Regions from separate parts of the Homo sapiens genome. Here region 2 is linked to region 1. A link is a contact called in ENCODE POLR2A ChIA-PET data. All regions are on one chromosome and are shown on one strand. The core of a region is the stretch at or near the end of the contact, and the rest is flanking DNA. Distances in the headings are between cores, read along the strand shown. Region 1 has its middle 22 kb from the start of LINC01936. Region 2 overlaps RASGRP3 (RAS guanyl releasing protein 3).

Region 1 (3,917 bases), core at 42-2,541:
TAGAGTGAGGATAAAACTGTTTATAGTGACCCAAGAAAACTTTTAGCCCTGATGACAGATTGTAGCTAAGGAATCCACCAAATGAGAATAGAGAAACTGACATTTTGGCTAAGTTACGCAAAAGTAATGGTATACTCACTCACGTTCAGGGACTATTCATCGTTTAGGTCTAATTTCTATATAGCTCCATGATTGTGCTTGTCATTGAACCCTATGTGGGATTAACTTTACTGTAGATTTTGTTGCTGTTGTTGTTGTTTTGAGGTAGGGTGTCCCTCTGTCACCTCGGCTTCAGTGGCACAATCACGGCTCACTGCAGCCTCCACCTCCTGGGCTCAAGCGATCCTCCTGCCTCAGCCTTCCAAAGTGCTGAGATTACAGGCATGAGTCACTGAGCCTGGCCCATTGTAGGTTTTATTTGTTGCTTTAAGCTCTGCTCATACATCAGCCTTCAGTGAGTGTCGTTCCTAATATAGGGCTGTTGTGCTTATAACTTAAAACAGCCCTGAGGGAATGTGGCAGATCCTCAGAACCAGTTCCAATTACTGTCCAGAAAACAGCCTTCTTGAGAAAGAAGTGGCTGCTCAGAGATGTGGTCAGCAGAGGGGAAGGCAAGTGCCCAGGTGTCCTGGCTCTCAATCCCTAACCTGCAAGGGAATGGGCGGGGCTGTTTCTATTCCCCCTCTGCACCCCAGATTCTGGTGGGAAGGACTAAGAGAGATATTCCTGGGAGAAAGACTCACGGAAGCTCTGAAGCATGACCAAGGGCTACTCTGCAGCTGAAGACACACAAGGAGCCCTCTTGAAAGGCCACGGTGTCCAGTGAGTGAGACACACTTGGGTTCTAATCCTAGGTCTTCTCCTTAAAGACTGTGTAGCCCTAGCAAGTCACTTAACCTTCTGAACTTTATTTGTATCATCTCTTTTTAAAAAGATAATAATACTTGCCTACTAGATTGTGAGGATTAAATGAGAACAGTGAGCAAAACTCTTGGCTCAGGGCTGACAGAGTAAACTCAACACTGGTGCTTACCTGCTTGGAAAGTTGCTCATTAATTTGGTGTTGGCCTTTAGGGCAGGGAGTCTTGACCTCTTGTTCCCTTGGGTTCTGATGTTTGGGGTGGTCTCCTGGCAGCCAGTGGTCCCAACTCAGTGAGGTCTGAGACTTTCCTTCCTTTCAGCATGGCCTGCGGGGAGCTCTCAGGCCCCAGCAGACAGAGACTTTCTGCCATGGCTCCAAAGCAATTGTGGCTTGGAAAGAATCTTTGGCATGTGTCATGTCGTCCCCCACAAGCCATGATCCATAGCGTGTTGGAGAAGTGCTTTGTTCTGGGGCCAAGAGGTCATGCTGTAGGAGGGTCACCCATAAGTCTACATGCTAGGCAGCTCCCCAGTCATGTCCCTCGCTCCTCTGCTCCCTGTCCTTGGCGCCATCTGCTCTGGATCACAGGTCCAGCCCAGGAGACTGGACAGCTGCCCTCCTGCTGGAGGCCTGGGCTTGTGCCTGAGCTCAGAGAGGGCTGTCAATGATTGGTGGCTATGGGGCAAGACCAAGTCCTTGGTCCGTGGAGAGATTTGTGCACTTAGGGGACCAGGAGGGACCGGAGCTGGTATGGGAAAAGAGTTGTGGTGAGAACACCTGAGGAACCAGATTCTCTCAGCTCCATCACTCAATTGTGTTGGGACCCTGAGCAAGTCATGTTCCTTCTCAGGCCCTGGTTTCTTCATTGTTAAAATGAAGAGGTTGGATCAAACAATCATTAAAGTCCCTTTTAGCTTTATTATTTTTAGGCTACAAATTCCTGGCTTTCTTTTTTTTTTTTTTAATCCAAGACGGAGTCTTGCTCTGTCGCCCAGACTGGAGTGCAGTGGCGCGATCTCGGCTCACTGCAACCTCCACCTCCAGGGTTCAAGCAATTCTCTTGTCCCAGCCTCTCGAGTAGCTGGGATTACAGGCGCATGCCACCACGCCCTGCTAATTTTTGTATTTTTAGTAGCGACAGGGTTTCACCATGTTACCCAGGCTGGTCTCGAACTCCTGACCTCGTGATCCACCTACTTTGGCCTCCCAAAGTTCTGAGACTAGAGGCATGAGCCACTGCACCTGGCCAGTTGCTGGCTTTCTTACAAGGCTCATAGTTCTGTAAATAGGAGCACAGTTTAGCACGTTTCAGTGGATGGGATGGGGCACCGGCTGGAAGAGGGTCCTCTTGGCCACCACGGTGTGGCAGCAGAAATGGAGTGTGGCATGTGTAGGTAGTGAACCCCTGAACCCCTGATCAATGCAAGGTTTGATTTCCCTAGTCAGAAGGCTCCTCTAGGTACAAGGTCATTTTCTTTATTTTTCTGTAATTGGTCTCATTTTTCATTTCAAGCTCTTATTTTGGCTGATGCAGAAAAACTAGTATAGTTACTTCCAAGTAAAACAGTCCCTTAAGTCATTTTCTCAATCATTTTAGTATTCAATTCTATTAAATTTAAGATTTTCATTCTTACTCACTCCCCAGAGTTGATGCCAAGGGCGGGATCTGGAGCATCCATGGAAAAGGGAGGCTATGTCTCTGCTCAATCTGCCCCGAGTTCTTTTTTTGAGATGTAGCATGTTTCTGTCTGGTCCTTAAACACGTCCCTTTTCCAAGCCATTACAGGGGCTGCCCTTGTTCAATCCTGGCAGATGCTCCCTTTGGCAGCGTCCTCTCTGCTCCATGCCCCCATTCCTGCTGAAAGCCCCTTTGCAGGCTGGCAGCTTCCTGGAGGTTACTCTCTGTGCTCACTTCCACCCCCTGGAAGAGCCATGTAAACCTGGATGTTTGGGGTGAGAAGGAGGGCTAGGGGTAGGATGGGGGTCAGGGGTTCTCTGCCTAGACATGCCACATTCTACTTCTGCTCTGCAGCTTCCACACCATGGTGCCAGAGGACCCTCTGAGGCTCAGCACCACTCGAGGCTTTCCCAGGGAAGTGACACATGGTCCTCACCTCCCTGAACCCCGTCCTTGTAGGAGTGTCCTGTCATCTCCTCCACGCCAAGACCCAAAAGGAAACAGGTCTCAGGCCTCCCAAGATGCATCTAGCTCCCTAAACTCTCTTGCTCCTCTCCAGCTTAGAGGGTATTGATCTGGGGTGGGGCAGGGGACAGGGAGAACTATTAAATAAAGATTTTACATATCATATCTTTTCAAAATAATTTCAACTTTCGGCCAGGCACGGTGGCTCACACCTGTAATCCCAGCACTTTGGGAGGCCGAGGCGGGTGGATCACCTGAGTTCAGGAGTTCGAGACCAGCCTGACAACATGGTAAAACCCCATCTCTACTTAAAAAAAAATACAAAATTAGCCAGGCGTGGTGGCGCATGCCTGTAATCCCAGCTACTCGGGAGGCTGAGGCAGGAGAATCGCTTGAACCCGGGAGGCGGAGGTTGCAGTGAGCCAAGATCGCTCCATTGTACTGCAGCCCGGGCAACAAGAGCGAAACTCCATCTCAAACAAACAAACAAAACAAACAAACAAACAAACAAACAAATTCAACTTTTATTTTAGATTCAGACTCCATGTGTAGGTTTGTTACATGGGTTTATTGTATGATGCTGAGGTTAGGGGTACAAATGATCTGTCACCCAGGTAGTGAGCACAGTACCCACTAGGTACCCATCACTCCTGTCTCACACCTGCATTGAGGCCTTGGGCCTCAAAAGTCAAGTATTTGGTATCTTTGTTATGTGGTTCCTTTGAGACTACTACCCTTTTTTGCCTGACTGGGAAAAAAAAAAATCACACATCTGTTAACACTTCCAATATCAAAGACTCTGGAAAGTGCTAGTCAAGGGTCAGAGCTAGTCCTAGGTTCTGAAATGCCTTTGACAATAATATGGAATTGCTAGTGTCCAAAAAAAAAAAAACAAACCTCACAAAATCAAAT
Region 2 (3,853 bases), core at 1,182-3,681, 3.2 Mb after region 1:
GGATTTTCAATAAAATTTCAGGAGTACTGGCTGGGCGTGGTGGCTCAAGCCTGTAATTCCAGCACTTTGGGAGGCCAAGGCGGGCAGATCACAAGGTCAGGAGATCGAGACCATCCTGGCTAACACGGTGAAACGCCATCTCTACTAAAAATACAAAAAAATTAGCTTGGCGTGGTGGCAGGTGCCTGTAGTCCCAGCTATTTGGGAGGCTGAGGCAGAAGAATGGCGTGAATCCGGGAGGTGGAGCTTGCAGCGAGCCGAGATGGTGCCACTGCACTGGGCGACAGAGCGAGACTCCATCTCAAAAAAAAAAAAATTCAGGAGTACAAATGAAAAAAATCTGAACTCTAGAAATAAAGGCTAAGAAAAAAATTCCTTTTTGCTGGGGAGGAATCTTTCTCTCTCTGTCTCATATTGAAGGAAAACTTAGAAGCCATCAAGCACTGTATTTAGTAACTGCAGTGTTGGGTAGCATAGTGTAGTGGCAAAATCCTAGATGTGAGACCTTGCTTTCAGCCTTCCCTCAGCAGTTGCTTGGTTTTGTCTCCTTGCTAACAGCCTTGACTTTGGCTTTTTTTAAACAAGGGTTTTATGCTCATTTGTGAGGTCTTTTCCAGCTCTAAACTTCTAGGATTCTAGATGTAAGAACCAGTGGAGCCTTAAGAATAAGGAACCAAGAGTCAACTTGATTCTGTAGTACCAGCCCAATAGCTCATCACGATAGCACAATCCTGTGTATGAGTCACCAAACTTCCAGTCAAGATCCTTTCTCTGTCCCCACAGCCAAGAAGAAAGTTTAGTGCATAGCAGTATACATTCCTTCTTCCTGACTCCTGAGGATTAATCTCCTCAACATGAGGACTGAGGAGGCTTCCATCTTGTGGTCACTAGAGCCCAGCGGCCATTTTAGGAAGCACACACATATCTGGATTAGACCCATATGGCTGACCACAGCTGCCCCAATGCATGCGAAGGCATCCACATGCCAGCATTGGAAGGGGTGATTCATTTTGCCTCAGGACTCTAAATTTTCTCCTGAAGTGATTGTTTTCATCTAAACATGGCTCCAGCTGAGGTCGCCTGTATATGATGGACAGCCCTGGAGGACAGAAAAAGAGAACCCTTATGTTCATCAACAATTATGAAATGCCTACTCCGTGTGGTAGGCTGTAGGGCAGTGCTTTAACTTTCTGTAATAGTTAATTACAGTTTTCACAGCACTTTTCACATACGTTTCCTCAGTAAATTCTCACACATACCCTGCAATGCAGCCTGGGCAGGGCTGTGAGTGTAACATCACCCCTGCCCCTTCCTTTTTTTTTTTTTTTTTTTTTTTTAAACTAAAGAAGAAACTGAGATTTACAAAGGACAGGGAGCAAACTTCTGCATCCCAGCCTGGGCCGGGTTCCCCTCAAATGGACATTTGCTCTCTCATGTGGGCACACTGCTGACATCTCATTTATTTCACATCTGTAAAAATTAATTAATACTGCTCTCTCCTCCTCTTCATGATGTGCAGTAAAGGAAGTAATTACAGGACAAAATCTGTGAGGGTGGGGGCTATGTTTGTCATTTTTGTCATTGTATCCTTGGCCCCTTGAATACGGCACCAGGCCTGTTGAGGGAAGGAGGACCACGCCACCAAACTGTTGGGATTTGTATTGTTCCTTCCTTTCAGGGAATATCTGGAGAGGACATTTGCCTTACATCCCAATTCACGTAACCAGGAGTTTTAAAAGCTGATGTTTCTGTTGCGTGGGGTATGAAATAGTTTGAATCTTTTCATGGTATTTTTAGCCCTATCAGTTACTTTTACCATTTTGAGTACATGCAAATAACTGGAAAGCCCCTGTATTTTTAATTTTAGTCTCATTTTTAAAAAAGAAGAAGAAGAATAAGAAGAGTTTCAAAAATGGTGAGTAGAGGCAGTCTGATGTCCAGGTGTGTTTTATTTTATGATAAACAGTCAAGCCAATGTAGATCCTAATGAAGACTGAATCTGCAACCAACTTTGCTGAAAGGATAGGTTGGTAAATGCAACAACTTGAAACAGTGGATAAGAACATTTGTCAGAAAAAAACAGCCAGGCTCAAAATATGTTTGACAAGAGCAAATGTTCTTGAAATTCCATTGATGAGCAGCCCATATTATAAAAACGTTGTGCAGAAAGTAGAACAGATCACCCTTTGGGCAGGTCCGTAAAGCCCAGAGGAGATCTGAGAGAGGAAGTAGAATCGTGACTGGGAAAGAAGAGATGCTAGGAGTAACCCCGAGGGCAGCTTTACATTCACGGATAAGCACAGTGGCATTTGACTCGTGCATTGACTGGAAGCCAAACCCTGCATTTGTGACCTTCTAAACAAACCTTAGTCAGACACCCATTAGCTCATTTCATCTTCACCATCGTTCTTGGAGGCAGCTATTATTTATGATTCCCATTTCACAGATCAGGAGACTGAGACTCAGGAAGGTTAACTGCATGCCCAGGCTCACACTACTAATAAGCAGAGAGTGAGTATTTGGAGACTACCAAAACATTTCCATCGCTGAGCCAGTTATCCATTTGACACATGGAAATACCCAAGGGTGTTCTGGTTCTCTTGAGAGAGCATCTCCTTGCCTTACTGTGTGGCTTATTTGGATTCTTGGTTGGCTGTGGTAGTGCTTCTGTCATCTCATCTCCAGCAGATGCTGGTGCCAGTCATCACAGGACTTGGAAGCTGAGTCAGGAGGAAGGGAACATGCTCCTCCAAGTCTGCACTAACTCCTGATAACAGGGAATTCAGAAGGAAGGAGTCACTTGGTTTTCTCTCTTTATTTATGTAACCTTCACAGTGCGAGGCTTCAAGCTGGGACTCAGGGTACAGAGGTGCAAAAGACAGATGTGCTGCCCACTTTCATGAGGCTTAGAGCCTGGCACAGTTGTCTGTTGTGGGAATTACAAAATAGTAGGCAACTGCCCACGGCTGATGTATTTTATTTGGCCCATACGGAATCCTAAACTTTTGTCGTTGTTAGTTCCCAGTGTTTGAAAATTGGGATAGTTTATCTAAAACTCCAGATTTCTGGCTTCTCTTAACAAATCAGAAGACTTGGCAACTCAAGGTCCAACGTTAGGCTGACAGCAATTTGTCATCACTGAGCAGTGATGTTCATCACAAACCGCACCTCTCCCTGTGACTTCCCTAACAGAGAGTGGTGTCAGGTCCCACTTATCATCACACATTTTTTTTTATTGTGGCGCTAAGGGGAAAGATCCCTAAATAAATTACATCTGCAAAGACTCTGTTTTCCAAATAAGACGTTTCTATCAAAATGTACCTTTTACGCATCCTACTTGGCTCTTTTATATAATGGTATGGCTCCCAAAGGCATTTGTTTGTGACATGCGGATGTTTCCTTTCCTGTAAAAAGGCAGAGCCTGGGAGGTGGGAGTGATTACTGTTCAGGGGAAGGTGAATACGATGTCTCTTCTTTGTAAGCAGGATTGTCATGATCTTGAAATGATACTGGGGAGATTTTACAGTTAAGTCGGTTTTATTTTGTTTAGAAAAAAAACTTTGTGACAAAGTGCAGGTAAAAGAAACGTGACCTGATTATGAAGTCCTTAATTTAAATGTTATATTCAAGCAGCTGCTAGAACAGTGACTAGAACAATCCCTGACACATAGTAGATTACTGATAAATATTTGTTGAATGAATGATTTGAAAATGAAATTTTATGACACCAACTTCATTTTTAAAGGAAGTAGAACAGGAAAAGGAATCTTTGAAAACATCTTCGCCTCTGAGTTTTCTCTGGCTTCCTCCTTCTTTCTTTTCCCCCACACTCCACCTCATACACATGTTAGAT

The links. ChIA-PET counts read pairs that join two places held with the same protein, here RNA polymerase II (POLR2A).
Region 2: POLR2A ChIA-PET joins it to region 1 with 13 read pairs in activated CD4-positive, alpha-beta T cell. The contact joins two enhancer-like sites. POLR2A ChIA-PET finds 5 or more read pairs at or near these places in 2 of 52 experiments (activated CD4-positive, alpha-beta T cell and activated T-cell).

The regions. Positions count from the first base shown.
Region 1 is chr2:30,367,105-30,371,021 of GRCh38, forward strand. No RefSeq gene overlaps it. Among named protein-coding and RNA genes, the nearest start is that of LINC01936, 22 kb to the left of the region's middle. Within about 2 kb of position 1,292, at least 4 of the 41 ENCODE cell types and tissues checked have a DNase peak (open chromatin) inside an H3K27ac peak, as active enhancers do.
Region 2 is chr2:33,529,185-33,533,037 of GRCh38, forward strand. The region is part of intron 10 of RASGRP3 (RAS guanyl releasing protein 3); the gene reads left to right. Among named protein-coding and RNA genes, the nearest start is that of RASGRP3-AS1, 38 kb to the right of the region's middle. RefSeq lists silencers at 1,536-1,655, 1,666-1,745. Within about 2 kb of position 2,432, at least 4 of the 41 ENCODE cell types and tissues checked have a DNase peak (open chromatin) inside an H3K27ac peak, as active enhancers do.